Regions from separate parts of the Homo sapiens genome. Here region 2 is linked to region 1. The links are chromatin loops, found by intact Hi-C in ENCODE. Cell type or tissue: Panc1. All regions are shown on one strand.

The links. Hi-C counts contacts between places; a loop is a spot of excess contacts. Peaks named below come from ENCODE experiments on the same cell type or tissue, not always from the same donor. Only the 100,000 strongest peaks of a DNase experiment are listed, where the experiment ranks them.
Region 2: a loop joins it to region 1, with 2.5 times the contacts of the local background. A loop is called at or near these places in 7 of 110 quality-filtered maps.

What each region holds. Positions count from the first base shown.
Region 1 is chr12:1,394,596-1,402,595 of GRCh38, forward strand. All of the region lies in intron 16 of ERC1 (ELKS/RAB6-interacting/CAST family member 1), which reads left to right. Among named protein-coding and RNA genes, the nearest start is that of LINC00942, 100 kb to the right of the region's middle. In Panc1, no CTCF peak of the experiment used is centred here; a DNase peak (open chromatin) is centred at 4,276.
Region 2 is chr12:1,570,107-1,578,106 of GRCh38, forward strand. All of the region lies in intron 1 of FBXL14 (F-box and leucine rich repeat protein 14), which reads right to left. Among named protein-coding and RNA genes, the nearest start is that of FBXL14, 20 kb to the right of the region's middle. In Panc1, no CTCF peak of the experiment used is centred here; no DNase peak of the experiment used is centred here; H3K4me3 peaks cover 2,033 bases; H3K27ac peaks cover 5,208 bases.

The DNA.
Region 1 (8,000 bases):
TTCTCATGATAGTGAGTGAGTTCTCTTGAGATCTGATGGTTTAAAAGTGTGCGATACTTCCCCCCTCACCTGTGCTCTCACTCTCTCCTGCCACCATGTAGAAAAGGTGCTTGCTTCCCTTTCACCTTCCGCCATGATTGTAAGTTTCCTGAGGCCTTCCAGTCATGTTTCCTGTGAAGCCTGAGGGACTGAGTCAATTGAACCAATTTTCTTCATAAATTTACCCAGTCTCGGGTAGTTCTTTACAGCAGTGTGAGAGCAGACTAATACACTCAGCCACTCAGATAACCTAAATTACAGACAAACTGTGGTAAATGTTCTTGGATCCTGGCCATTGTTCACTGATTTTTAGAATAACAGAATGCACTTGCCTGCATTTTCTTCTTTTCTTTAGATATGGTGTTGAGTCTCACTGAATCCAGCTAATAATTCCCTTTAAACATTCTGTTCTTTGAGAACAGATACAGCTGGGAGAAATGATCCTATGACATTAAAACTAGAATTGGATTGCATTAGGTTTATTGCAAGGATGTGAGATCTGTACTCCAAAGTGGGGCAGTGACCAGGAGCAAAGGCTCAACCACTCTTTGTTTTTGAACAGTTTCATTTTAGGTACTGCACTGGGCCATTATAGGCAAATTGGCCCAAAAGGTATTTCACTCCTGGAACTTAAGTTCATGACCAACTTTTAGGAATGGCTTTTTAGATCTGACTGTTACTTTTTCACCAGAATGTACCATAATTATATACCATGGCCTTGCCAGAAAACAGGAAATCTTTCAAAAATTAGGAGTGGAATAGAAATTTTGTAGTTTTTTTTTTTTTTTCAGTTTTAAAATGTTGAATGTGTTTTTATCCTTGTGTTAATATATGTTTGAAGAGAGAAAATATAGGCTGCTCTTCTCCAGAGTTCGAAGTTAAAGTCTGCACAGCATATGGGAAAGTGCTAAATATACATGGTAATTGGAATTAACCATTAAGATGAACATACTCATTCTGGCAGCTAAGAAGGGATATCTTCAGCTCAGGGAAAACTATAAGCTATGTTTGTAAGTCCACCCAGCTGGGTTATGTGTCTGGGTTATAGAAGCCAGGAATCCCATGCAAGCGTTTCTAAGGATTACAAAAACGGTCATGATGAGATGGAAGAGAACAGTTTCTTAAGAACGAGCAGATAGACCAAAAAAAATTTTTTTTATTTGCTTTCTACCAAGAGGGGGAAAAAAGTAGTTTTCATGGGAAATATGTTGAAAGAACAGATGTCTTGTGAGCTTAATTCCATAAATGGTGATGTGCCCAAGAATACCCTGAGATAAGAAGAAAAACTACATGGAGTCTTAAAAAAAAAAATCACTGAGTCCTAAAGTAAATAAGTGAATATCCATAATCAACAATTTTCCTTTTCATATTAAATCTATTTGCGTGGAAGGAAATGAAGGAGAAAACTTTATAAATATGTGTAAACTGGAGTCCCTGGATTCTAGAGTTCTTTTGTGAAACTAGTGTAAGGAACAGAAATTGTCTTTTTATCTGAGAAAAAACTGTGCTAGTTGAGATGTCTATTTTCTTTGCTTTTGACTGAGATAACTCACTGTGGTAACACTGGGTTTTAAATTCTGATTGGTAACTATATATCTATTTTTGTTTAATACAAAGAGGAAAATGAATTATTTAATAAAGGAATTTTTATAGAAAAAGCATTCAAAATGTTAGACTCATTGCCAAAAAATATATGTCGTCCTTAATCGTAGGAAAGGTGGGAGCTACAAACCTATCATTTTTTTGCACCAATCATGGAAAATTGATTCTTGAATTCAACAAACATATAAAGGATTTTATCTAAGCTGGCAATTTTACTAGGTACTGAGTTGATAGAAAGATGAATGAGACTCTGTCGCAGCCCTCATAAACTCAAATCTATTGGAAGAAAAGATATGTAAACAGATGATTAGAATCTGTTTCAGATAGCGCGGAAAGCCTTTTGTTCCAAACCTCAAGAAGCTGCATAAGCTTTTACCACCTCTAAAAATTTGTCATGTGTGGTTGAGCTCATGTGAGAGAATGGTGTCAGAATCAAAGAGGGGGCTGAAAGATAAAGATGAGGTGTGTGAGCCTATGCAGCAGCTGCCCAGGGGCTAGCAGACGTAGTTATGACTAGAAGGACTTGGGTTTACAAAATGCCTATACAGAGAATGGAGGTGAGGCATTGAGCTCACAAGAGGTGGGGAGTTGGAACCGAACCTCTGCTGAAGATGGGTCCATTAGAGGCTCGCTGTGCAGAAAAGCAAGACTCGTTCAGTCAAACGCCTACCAGTGACAGATGACAAAGAAGCTTTTCTCTGCCCTGACTCTGGGAAGGAGCCCAGAGTCAGCTCTAAGAAACCAAAGTTATCAAGCCTGTACCTTCCCCAGGTTTAGACTAAAAATTTATGTCACTACTTGTCTGGGAAGTTCCTACCTGAAGATCACAAAGAAAGAAATGTACATGGTCCTTACCCATTCATAGTAAGATAATGGCAAGCTGAGGTGCTTTGTGACCAAAATCGAGAATTTAACAACACACTCAATTAAGCAGGCTGTGCACATTGGGAACTCTGATACTCTCCTGGTGGGAATGCAAAATGTAGACCTCTTATAGAGGCAGTTTGGCAATATGTAGTAACATTGCTTATCTGTGCGTTGACTTTGTGACCCAGAAGCTTTACTTCTAGAAATTGGTCCCACAGACACATCTTCAAAAATACAAAATAACATATACACAAGGAAATTCATTGCTATAATATTTATAATAGCAACAGATTCAAAATAACCCAGTTGTGCCACAGTGGGATATTTGTTGTCAATTATAGTATATCCATCAGAGTGGAATACTGTGCAGCTGTAGAAAGGGATGAGAAAGATCTCTATTGATATGGAGCGATTCCCAGAACATACTGTTAAATGAAAAAGCAAGATGCAGAATAATGTATTTAACATATTACTTTTTATGTAAGAAAAGGGGGAACATGTGCAATTATATGAGTATATGATTGCTAATAATTGCAAGAAGAAACAATTGAAAGACAAATCAAAAATTTACCCAAAAAAGTTACCTCTAAAAAGGAGGGAACAGGATAGAGGAGACAGGGGTGGAAGCAAGCCTTCTGTGATTATACCTAGTTATATAGTTTTGACTCTAGAATCAAATGAATGTATTACATAATCAAAAATAAAATTAGATCTGAAAAAAGGAAAAAAGCAGTCCTTGAAATTTAAAAACAAACAGAAACAAATGAATCTAATTATATATTAAATTGTTGACATTCACATTGAGCAAATAATTATTTCAGCTAACTTTATAATACAGATTTTTCTCTGTACATCTCAGTAGGATAAACTCCAAGTAAAAGAACAAAAATGCGAAGTTTTTTTTAGTGGTCTCACTCTCTCCCAGGCTGGAGCGCAGGGGCACAGTCACCACTCACTGCAGCCTCAACCTCCCAGGCTCAATCGATCCTCCCACCTCAGCCTCCCAAGTAGCTGGGACTGCGGGCACATGCCACCGTGTCTGGCTAGTTTTTGTATTTTTTGTAGAGATGGGGTTTCACCATGTTGCCCAGGCTGGTCTCAAACTCCTGGGCTCAAGTGATCCTCCCTCCTCAGCCTCCCAAAGTGCTGGAATTGTAGACGTGAGCCACCGTGCCCAGCCCAAATAGATTTTAGAGTTCATCCTGAAGGCATATTGATAGTAATTGTATTGGTTTTGAATTTTAAAAGCATTATATTGTTAGAGAAAACAAATAACAAGTAATTATGTTATTGTTAGGAACCAAAATTTTTCAGCATAAGAGAAAAAAATATAAAGTATAAAATCAAAGTAGTTTAGTAAACCCAGTCTTCAAGACTGAGATCTGTAATCTTAAATCTGAATTTAAAACATTACTGTTAACCAATAATTTTCTCCCTTTTAAAAAAATATTTATTTCCTATCTCTGACTGAACCAGACTAGAAGAAATGATAAATAATAAACACCCCACAGCCGGATTGTGGTTTCCCACTTAGTCTGTGTATGGTATGCTGCTATAACAAAGTCGGTAGGTAGGTAGATTATAAAGAACAGAAATTTATTTTTTCACAGTTCTGGAACTGGGAAGTCTAAGATCAAGGCACCAGCAGGTTTGGTTGTCTGGTAAGGGCCGCTTTTGACTTTTAAGATGGTACCTTGTTGCTGTATCCTCCAGAGGGCAGGGACGCTTTGTCCTTGCACACATCTATTCATTTACTCATTTGTTTATGTAATGAGTTCCCTAGTAAACTTCAGTGCTGACAAATGAGTTTATTTTCTTTTCTCCTACTTTTTTTTTTTTTTTTTTTTTTTTTTTTTTGTTGAAACAAGGTCTCACTCTGTCAACCAGGCTGGAGAGCAATGGTGCGATCATGACCCAAGGCAGCCTTGACCTTCTGGGCTCAAGCAATCCTCCCACCTCAGCCTCCAAAGTACCTGGGACTACACACAGGCATGTGACATCATGCCCAGCAATTTTTTTTTATTTTTTTGTAGATACAGGGTCTGGTTATGTTGCCCAGGCTGGTCTCAAACTTATAGGCTCAAGCAGTCCTCCCACCTCAGCATTCCAAAGTGCTGGGATTACACGTGTGAGCCATCACGCCTGCCCTCTCTTAATATTTTTTAAGAGCAAAAGCATTATTTACTTACATGGCTGCACATTGGCTTATTTTATATACCTTTATTGAGATATGATTCACATCCCATGCAATTTACCCGTTTAAAATATGCCATTCCATATTGTTTAGTAAATCACAGAAATGTGTAACCATCACTACAATACCCTATTTTTTAAAGTATCTTTTTCTAGTATTATTTCAGTGTCATCGCTTTTTATATATTAAATACATTTTCACAAATTGAAAGCATTATTGATTTTGCTGCTCAAATTGTTAAATGTAGCCATTGTCCCTTTCCCCCAGGCCTGGCAACCACTGATCTACTTTCTCTATATATAGATTTGCCTATTCTGGAGATTTCATATAAGTGAAATAATATACTATGTTGCCTTTTGCAGGACTTCTTTAACTTGGCATCATGTTTTCAAGGTTCATTGATACTTGTAGCATGTATCAGTACTTCATTCCTTTTTATGGCTAATAGCTCATTATATGGATATGCCAGATTTTATGTATCCATTCATAAGTTGTTGGATATTTGGGTTGTTCCTCTTTTTTGACTATAATAAATAATGATGCCGTGAACATTTGTGGGTGCTTTTTTGCATGGAAACACGTTTTCAGTTATCTTGAGTATATACCTAGGATTGGAATTGCTAAGTCATATGGTAATTGTATGTTTGCCATTTTAAGGAACTACCAAAATGTTTTGCAAAGAGACCTTACCACTCTACAATCCCACCAGCAATATATGACCGTCCCTACACATTCTCACCAACACTTGTTATTGACTTTTAATAGCCACCCTGGTGGATGTGATGTGGTATCTCATTATGGGGTTTTGTTTGTTTTGTTTTATATTGTATTGCTTCTCCGTTGTTCCTGTAGATCACTGTGGCTTTGATACGCATTTCCCTATTGGTGTTGCACATCTTTTCTTGTGCTTACTGCCTATTTGTGAATCTTCTTTGTTGATTGAAAAGATTCAAATCCCTTGCTCATTTTTAATTGGGGTATTTGTATTTTTATTATTGAGTTGTAAGAGTTCTAGACACAAGTCCTTTATCATATATATGATTTATAAATATGTTCTCCCATCCTGTCGTTCTCTTTTCACTTTCTTGTTGATACTGTTTACAGCATAAAATTTTATAAATTTTGATGTGCTCCGATTTATTTTTTTTTCTTTTGCCGCTTTCGCTCTTTGGGTATATTATCCAAGAAATCACTGCCTAACCCAGGCCTCAAAGATTTACTCTTATGTTTTGTTCTAAGAGTTTTATAGTTTTAGCTCTTCCATTTAGCTCTTTGGCCCATTTTGAGTTTATTCTTTTATATGTTCTGAGACTGAGACTTAATGAGTTTGACATCATTTTCTTTGCATGTCTATTTCTATTTGTCCCACACCATGGGATGAAAAGAGTATTCTTTCTCCATTAGATTGTCTTGGTACCCTTACTGGAAATCAGTTGACCATAAAAAAATGATGATTTGTTTCTGGACTCTCAATTTTGTTTCATTGATTTCTTTGTCCATCTTTATGCTGATAACACACTGTAGGTAAACCTACTATTTACTGTAGGATCTGAAATCAGAAAGTATGAGTCTTCCTAACTTTATTCTTCTCATTCAATATTGTTTTGGCTATTTTTGTATTTTTTTTTTTTTTTTTTTTTTTTTTTTTTTTTTTTTGTGACGGAGTCTTGCTCTATCGCCCAGGCTGGAGTGCAGTGGCGTGATCTGGGCTCACTGCAAGCTCCACCTCCCGGGTTCACGCCATTCTCCTGCCTCAGCCTCCCGAGTAGCTGGGACTACAGACGCCCACCGCTGCGCCCGGCTAATTTTTTGTATTTTTAGTAGAGACGGGGTTTCACGTGTTAGCCAGGATGGTCTCCATCTCCTGACCTTGTGATCCGCCCGTCTCAGCCTTCCAAAGTGCTGGGATTACAGGCGTGAGCCACCGCGCCCAGCCCTATTTTTGTATTTTTTAAAACACCATGTGAATTTACAGTTCTCTCAAAAATTGAAGAAGCAGTAATAGAAGTAGCACTAATAGTAGCAGTAGTCATAGTAGTAGAAGAAGAAATGCTGTAGCAAATAAAGGGGAGGGAGGATAAAGGAAGCAGGTAGAGCAGTAGAATCGTTTCTGAAGGAGGACATGGATGTATGGGTTTTTTCTGTTCTTTCCTCTGGTGTATGTTTGGAAATTCTCCATATAAAATATAATTATTTTAGTTTTAAAAGGAGAACAGGCTCTGAAGCTAGACTGTTTGTATTAGAGCTCTAGCCCTGTGACTTATTCATCATATGAATGTCGCTAAGTTATTTAGGCTCTCTGTACCTCAATAAAATTGACATGCAAATTGTACCAACTTCATATTGTTGCTATGAGGATTAAATTACCTAAAGCTCTCAGAATACTTGGCACTTAGTAAGTATTCAGTAAATGTTGGCTTGGAAATTGACTATTTTTGAAGGGAGGGCGGTAAAAAAAAAAAAAAAAAAGAGTATTTTTAAAAGTACACGTAGATTTACCAAATAATCAATAAATCTAGTTATTCAATTAAAAACTTAGTGGCAAGTTAACGTATATGAAAGGAGAATTAATGAACTTGAAGATTCTGCCGAAATTATCCAAAATGCAGTGCAGAAGGATAAAACAAAATTGAAAATATCAAAGAGAGATTAGGAGACATGGAAAACAGACTGAGAAGGTACATTCATCTGATAGGAGTTTTGAGAAAGACCATAGGGGAAATTCAGAAGGACCAATATTGCAAAATAGGAAAGTATACATTTAAAAAACTGGAAATTACAGATTTTGCAAATTAGAAAATAAGGAAATTGCAAATATTGTAAAAAAGAGAAATTGCAAAATATTTAGAACAGGGAAAAACACTTTATATCAAAATTTGTGAGATGCTGCTAAAGCAGTTCTTGGAGGAAAATTTATACTCTTAACACATATATAAAATTGAAAATGAAAAGGCTGGGCACGGTGGCTCACGCCGTAATCCCAGCACTTTGGGAGGCCAAGGCAGGTGGATCACTTGAGGTCAGGAGTTCAAAACCAGCCTGGCCAACATGATGAAACCCCGTCTCTACTAAAAATACAAAAGTTAGCTGGGCATGGTGGCGGGCATCTGTAATCTCAGCTACTCAGGAGGCTGAGAAAGGAGAATCGCTTGAACCCGGAGGTTGTAGTGAGCCGAGATCACACCACTGCACTCCAGCCTGGGTGACAGAGAGAGAGACTGTCTCAAAAAAAAGAAAGAGAAAGAAAAAAAGAAAGAACAGTAATGAGCTAAGCATCCAAATCAAGAAATAGAAAAAG
Region 2 (8,000 bases), 180 kb after region 1:
TCCACACTAGACCTGTTGTCCTAGTTTGTGTTCCTCCAGAAGCCCACCCTGAAGCAGTGACTCAAAGGCCAGTAGATTACTTGTGACATGAGGAGCTACTGATCAGAGAGTGGGAAAGTGAGACAAGGAAGGGAAGACAGCCAATCAAGAGTGGGTTATCACACCGGTGATGGACGTGGCCACTGGGGCCAAACCTGCTGGGGAAGTCAGCCGGGGTACAACATGTGTCCTTATACAACGGCTCCTGCCTGTCCCTGGTTGAGGGCTGTCACAGGGAGCACTCATCTCTGGCATCTCCTTCCTACCGGGGTGGGCAAGAGGGCTCCGCAAAAAAAGTGCAGGAGCTGGTGGTCAGAAGGTGGGGTCTCGTGCCTGAAGGGTGAAGGTGGGAAATGTGGGTGGGCATGGCTGTGTGCTCTGCCTGGAATACCTGCCTGCTGAGCTGACGCTGATTTCACGCCGTGGGGTTCCCTGTAGGCTCTCCTGGGTCTGATGGTGAGTAGAATGTCTAGCATTTTGTCTGGTTTTGCAAGTGAAAAAAGTGAGGCAGGGGAAGGGCAGTCAAGTTAAGGACTAAGTGAGCAAAGCAGAACGGAACCCAAGTGTCTCGATCACTTTTGCCCATCTTAGTCAGAACATACACTGAATAGTCAATGAATGAATCTTTGATGACGTGACCATCGAGACCAAGCGGTAGTAATTCTCCTCGGCCTCTCTTGATCTTTTTCCCTTTGGTGGTCCTCCCAGGTGGTGTGGTCATGATGGGAGGAGCAGTGATGGTGTAGACCAAGCTGCCTAGTGTCGCCATGTAATGCAGCTCCATCTACCCTTGTCTGCTGCTCCTCCAGATGAGCGGTTGCTGCAGGACAGTGGTAGGTTAAATAGGCCATTATTGTCCATAGTCCTTTCTCTGTGTGGCATGTGTTTATCACTAATAATCGGTCATTGCTATGACTGCCTGATTGCATGGTCCTTCAGCCACTATTTTAGAATCTTGTATATATCTTATACTTTATACATATACTCATGTATCAAAAGCATGCTATTGCATGGCAGTAGGTGTAAAACAGTTTCTTTTTTCTGGTGGGGTTTTTTTTGTTTGTTTGTTTTGTTTTTTTGAGACAGAGTTTTTGCTCTTGTTGGCCAGGCTGGAGTGCAATGGCATGATCTCAGCTCACTGCAACCTCTGCCTCCCAGGTTCAAGCGATTCTCCTGCCTCAGCCTCTCGAGTGGCTGGGATTACAGGCATGCGCCACCACACCCGGCTAATTTTGTATTTTTAGTAGAGACGGGGTTTCTCCATGTTGGTCAGGCTGGTCTCGAACTCCTGACCTCAGGTGATCCGCCTGCCTCAGCCTCCCAAAGTGCTGGGATTACAGGAGTGAGCCACCGCGCCCAGCCAGTGTAAAACACTACTTTCTTAGTTAGCAGAGCTTAAGCAACACAGCTCATCAGTTTCATAAACAGAGATAGTGCTTTTGAAAAAGAGACTTGAAATATCCAAATCATACATGTTTTTTATTTGACTTTAAAATGATTACCTTGGGACGGGGACACAGCAGTTATCAAAGAGCGACTTTTTAACAGATGCTGGGGTTTTCCTAGATTTCTCACCAGCAAGGTTACTGCAAGATTGTCCCTATCCCATTTGAAGTCACTACTAATAGCTCAGTCTGTCTTCCTCAAGTAAGAATCAGCTAAGCCTAATGTACTGAGTGTATCAACTCCAGATCTTCCCATCTCCTTGTTCCTCAAATATTGATTGAACACCTACTCTATACCCAGCACTTTCCTGGGTGCAGGGAGTACCAGAATGAAGACAGTTCTGTGCTCTAGTCCCTGGAGACCTCACCACCCATAGCCTGTTATTTCTATGAAGTGTTAAGTTCCTTAACTACAAATTCCCACCAAGGGAATTAGGAGGCTTCACCACCAAGGATGGGGAGGGATGACTGAAACTATGAGAAACAAGAGAAGTGGCAGTCACGTTTACGTGGGGGAGTCAGGAAAGGCTTTGGGGGCAGTGAAAAAAAAAGTAGGATTTACATGCAGATAGGCAAGGATAGAGCATTTTAGGTGACAGTATGACAATCCATGCAAGCTAGTGTTGACAGAGGGAACTTTTTAAATAACTTTATGAGGTATAATTTATGTACAACAAACTGCACTCAAAGTGCACGATACGGTGTGTTTTGACAGATGCATAACCCCATGAAACCAGCACCACAGTCACAATACAGGACACTTCTTGGCTCCCAAGAGTTTCCTACTGTACGTTTGCAACTGGATGCAGGGTATGTTTTAGTGCAGATAATGTGCCCCTTTCAACACAAGAACATTTTGATTTGGCTTTTTTTGTTACCAAGTAAGATGCACCAGGCACCCTGATCTTTAGGTCTGAGTCCATATGCTAGTAGACCCAGGTCCAGGGGGCCCGCCCCATTCCCAGAGAGGCCGTGGTCTATCATTGGAGAAATCGTGACTGCAGAGGTTCAGTCCTGACGCACATACAGGTCGGGGAAGCGGGGGGGCAGTGGAGAGGAAGGCAGGGCCAGGTTATCGAGGATCCCGGACAGCGTGCAGCAGAATTTAGATTTTAACCTATTGGCAAGAAGGAGCCCACTGGAGATTGTGACCGGGAAGTGATAGAATCAGATTTGTACATTAGAAAAATCACTCCTGGGACCTGGGTCAAAATGGTCAAAATGAGAAGTGATGAGGACTGACTTAGGGCAGTGGCGGTGGAGGGGGGATGGAGAGGAAATAATGCGGTCAGAATCCAGAAGGCGGAATCAACAGAGCTGGGACAATCCTTTGGGCACAGGATGTAATAAGAGAGAGAAGAGTTATTCATAACTTCCAGGCTGATTGTGTGGTCAGCCAGGCAGTGCCTTTTATGGAGGCCGTAAATCTGGGTAGGTAGAGTGATTTAGGAGGAAATATGTTTAATTTTGGGCTCCTATGTCTGTGGGATACACTAGTAAGAGATGTCTAATAGTTGGGTCTGTGGGTCCAGGGGTCTGGGCTGAATATTTGAGGGTCTTTAGCATTTGAGTGACACTTCACCTAAGAAAACTGACTCAGAGCCTTCCAGAGTGCAAGGCGCTGTGCTAGAAATGCAAAGGTAAATGCCAGTACTGTCTGGGAGGCATTCTCTGACCCCTAGACCAGGTCAGGGCCTCCTGATTTGGGTTACGTTAGTATCTGGTGTTACATTTTTTGTCTGTCTTCTCCACAATACTGTAAGCTTTGTTAGGCTGGAACTAAGGTCTGTTCTTTGCTGTATCCTCAGCCCCTATCACAGGACAGGGTGCCTCGTAGAAGCTCAGCACATACGTTCAACCTTGTCAGCTGAATGCCACCCCAGCCACGCACGACTAGGGGGTCCTTCTAGGGACAGCAGTGATGTAAAGAGGATGTAACATTGCGGGGCCAGAAGTGCCGATACCGGAGGCTCAGGCAGCTGAGGGGCACAGAGATAGCAATGGGAGGCTGCACAGTGTTCATTCAAGCCAGGACTTAAAGGGTGAGGAAGAGTTCTCCAGTCAAACAGAGAGGGAAGAACATTCTATGTCCATGGGTACAACATACATAAGTGCACAGAAGAGTGAAATGAGGCCGGGCCTGGTGGCTCACACCTGTAATCCCAACACTTTGGGAGGCCAAGGCGGGCGGATCACCTGAGGTCAAGAGTTTGAGACCAGCCTGACCAACATGGAGAAACCTTGTCTCTACTACAAATAACACAATTAGCTGGGCGTGGTGGCGCATGCCTGTAATCCCAGCTACTCAGGAAGCTGAGGCAGGAGAATCGCTTGAACCTGGGAGGTGGAGGTTTTGGTGAGCTGAGATCGCACCATTGCACTCCAGCCTGGGCAACAAGAGCGAAACTCCGTCTCAAAAAAAAGAAAAAAAAAAAAAAGAGTGAAATGGTTGTGTGTGACCAGAATAAGAGGCTGCGATTCAGGAGGATGAGAACTGGCAGGAGATGTAGCTTGGGGTGTAATTGGGACCACTGTAATGGGGTTAGGACTTTGTTCTTTATGAAACAGGAAGTGAGTGGAGACTTTGAAACAAGATAGTCATACGATCCTATGACATTTTTAGGATGAAATCTCTGGGGATAGAATACAGAGATGATGAAACCTGCCCCCTGAAAAATGCAGTTTTCGCCAGCGCCCCAGTGATTCTCCTGTGGGTCATCCAGAGAGCTTACCTGGAGGAACAGCCATGTGGGTGGAGGCTGGGGTGAGAGGAGGCTGGTGGCAGCGGTGTGGATGGAGGCTGGGGTGGGGGAGGCTGGCGGCAGTGGTGTGGGTGGAGCCTGGGGTGAGGGGAGGCTGGTGGCAGCCGTGTGGGTGGAGGCTGGGGTGAGGGGAGGCTGGCAGCAGCGGTGTGGATGGAGGCTGGGGTGGGGGAGGCTGGCAGCAGTGGAGGCACCTCGGGAGGCAGGGACAAGGATAGCAACTGAGTGCTGGTAAAGGCCACCCTGCTAAGTAGCCAGAAAGTTTGCAGAACCTTCTTTTGAGGGATCTGAAGTTCAAGTTCTCAAATGCTCCAGATCCTCAGTGTTCAAGAACCTCAGGAAGCTTCGCAGTCCTGCCTCGTGCCTGCTTGAACAGCTGGATGTGGGCAGGAGGCTGTGGGAGCGGGCCATGCCAGCAGAATCCCGCCTTACTCTGGGGACTTACTCTTGTCACAGCCCCTGGTGTCCTGAGGGTCATTTCAGTGTCATGTGAGTATTACTGTGGCTATTGGAAAGGATTTGGTACGAGTTTATTTGAGAAGTTAGGAGCTTTTTTTAAAAAAAAAAATTATCTTTGATAAATTTAGTAGAATATTTTGAAAGTACTTTTTGGACAGTAATGAATGAACAAATTGCTCCTGAACTAGAAGGAGGGATCTAAACACATCATCTAAGTACAACAGTATGTCTGAAAAATATCTCTGCTTGTCTTTTATTTGCCCTTTAAAGTCTGTGCAAACAAATGTGAACAGCCTCAGGACTCTAAGAATAATATTTTTCTATGGATGTGTATGGACAGATAAACAAAACCCCAAGGGAGAAAAAACTTCTATTTAAATAAAAATAAAGATCCCCTACAGCTCCATCCTCCTTTGCTCACTGGGTTTGCTGTATTTCATTTTGAGATAAAAGTAGTTTGGATGATTAACAGTTGAACAAAAAGAAAGTATTTGTGTCTGTCTAAATCTATCTCTATCAATGTAATCTATCTTATTTCTCTAATCTTATCTATCTGTCTTATCTATCGACCTAACTGTCCATCTGGTTTTGAATATTCCGTATTCCAGCCATAAGTAGTAGATCTTTTGCATCCCTGGGGTTAATGGTTCCTTGAGCAGACACTGACACTGTGCCGTTCGGGATCCCGTGGGGAAAACACCCTCTTCCTCACTGGTCAGTGATACCCTGTGCTCACAGCTCTACTCCCCCTCGGAATCTCCTGTCTGAAGCCCCTGTAGGACTCTGGGATCCTCCGAATCGGCCCTCTCCAGCTCCAAGCACACTGGGATCCTTGCCGCAGGAGGTTGCTGTTGGCTTCTGCCCATGCTGTGGGTCAGGATCTGCAGCCAACAGGCGTGGGAGCTTAGGAAGGCACCTGGTGGTTTCTCGGTAGGAAAATAGTGTGGAGTGTGTGCAATCATGTTTGAGGAAGCGTCATGAGAGGGTCACTGTCTCTGTGGTAGTGTCCTTAGGGAACCGTCTTTGCCTGGATCCTGGGGTCAGGTTTGGCATGAACTCTGAACTTCCTCCCTCCGCAGGATCTTCAGTAGAAAGGTCCTGTCCTGAGGAAATGCTCAGAGGCACTTCTCTTGCTGAGGAAGCCTGCCTGGATGTGTGTTTTTGTCCTCATGGAGATGCACATGACAAATTGTGTGCAATGCCTCAGCACAGCCCAACAGGTTTTTTCTGTTTACACTTAACTAGCCTACGACAGCGGGAGGAAACCTTAAATATTTCCTTTTCTTCCCACAAACGCTTTATCTAATAAAACAAAATTACTGCAGATGAAGCAGGGAGTGATTTAAATCGTCATTTAAATCAAGGACCTGATTTGGTTTGGCCTCCCTGGGGGACCTTTTAGCTTGTGCTATGCTGATAACGTCTCTACAGACTAAACCGACCAGAGCAGAAGGCAGGGTGGCAGTGCCCGTGGTGGGGTGGACAGCGTGGGGGCCGGCAGTGTCAGTCACTGAGTGCTGGGTTGGCCCCTCACTCCTCCATATTTCTGTACCAGTAAAATAGGTTGAAACTGACATCGAGGGCAGCTTCAAGAAGGTGGGGAGAGACCACGAGGGCAGTAATGCAGAGGCTGTCACCCTCTGGAGCTACTGCTCGGGGACTGAGAAGGAATTCAGTCTTGAATACATGTTAACCTCAGTTCCCGCTCCTTATCTGGACTGGCTGGCTCCCTTCTGCGCCAAGAATCTGAAGCCCAGCTCTGTAAAGCAGCAATTCCCAACTATTTTCCCCCTAAAATACACGAGACGCACTCCCATGGGGCCTATCTAGATTGCAGGCTGCGGCACAGATAAATCAGGCTGTGGGTTGGGCGCAGTTCCCAGTAAAACCCCACTTCTTTCTCTCCCACTCAAGAAAGCAGACCTCCATACGCGTAAGTGGGAGATGGTGCTCTGTCGCCCCAGCCCTTGGCGGGGGACTCGGCCTGTAAAAGCTGCCAAATAAATATTTACTAAGTGAAAGATAGCCCTGAATCCACACTAATTTGTATTTTTTTAAAGTCATTCATAAACTTTAGCATTTTAACTATTAGTTAGTAATTAATCCCAATAAACCGGCAGGATTTTGTGATTGTGAAACTGCTGCAATGCGTTGGTCAGCAGGAATATTTGTTAGCATTTTTATGGGCTCTTAAAGTCGTCTTAGCTGTGTTACTGATAAAGCCAGCCACAGGCTTTATCAGTCCTGCCGTTGGCTGTCAGCGCTGCCTGGATAAACTCCTCATCCTTCCCGGGAAGAAACTTCTAGCAATGCTTAAGCAGGAGGCCAGGGAAGAGAGAATCTTGATACTGCCTGCTCACCATAGGCCCTCTGGGGGCCTGCCCTGTGTGGACAGATGCTTCATTTCATGATCGTATACAAATCGAGAGCAAGAGTCTCCTAGCCGCGCTGAGCGTGGGGCACTTGCCACCTCACTGCTGTTGGAACTCTGGAGTTGGGGCCAAAGGATGTAGCCCCTCCTCGGGGGAGGGCAGTGGGGTCAGGTGAAGATTCAAGAGCTCCTCTTTGCCTTGTCATCTAGTTGTCCTATTCTGGAGGAATTTTAAATAAGGATTTAAAAAAAAAAAAGGACTTATGTATTATTTTAAAGAGCAGCCTTGAATAGGCAGGCATATTTTAGTAAAAATAATTTTTTAACCCTGCGGTGTGAAGACTGCCAGTCAAATACAGTGATGGTCATTATCACTCACCTGCCCCCGCCCCCAGGCTGGAGGAAACAGAGTGCAGAGTTAGAATGCTTCTGGAGCATTCATGGCTGCCGGGAGATGCCCGAGAGGACGTTGAGGGCAGGGCAGGGTGAGCAGGGAGCTAGCTCACCTTAGGAGTGCAGAGACCATCCCAAGCAGGGTCTGCAGACACTGACTTCAGGTGACCAGGCATGGAGATGGCAGGTGAAACAGGTAAGTATGCCCCAAAAATGATGGGAAAGAGTGAACTGGGATCACTTAGAAATCGGAAGCAATACAACAAAGGCTAAACATATTTGAGTAGGAGTTCAGGGTAGACACGCTCTTGGATATCAAGAGCATAAACAGAGGAGCTAACAAAAACACTGCAGAGAAGCTCCATCGCCCCCTGTAGTTACCCCACCTAGCGTGGCTGGGAGAAGCTGATACTTCTTTTCTCCGTGGATTCAGGGGCATTTCCCACCTATTTTAGGTATGCCAGTTTGACACAATGAACTTTAGACGTAACATTTCATAACTGCGATATAATTTCCTTCTGTTTTTAGGCC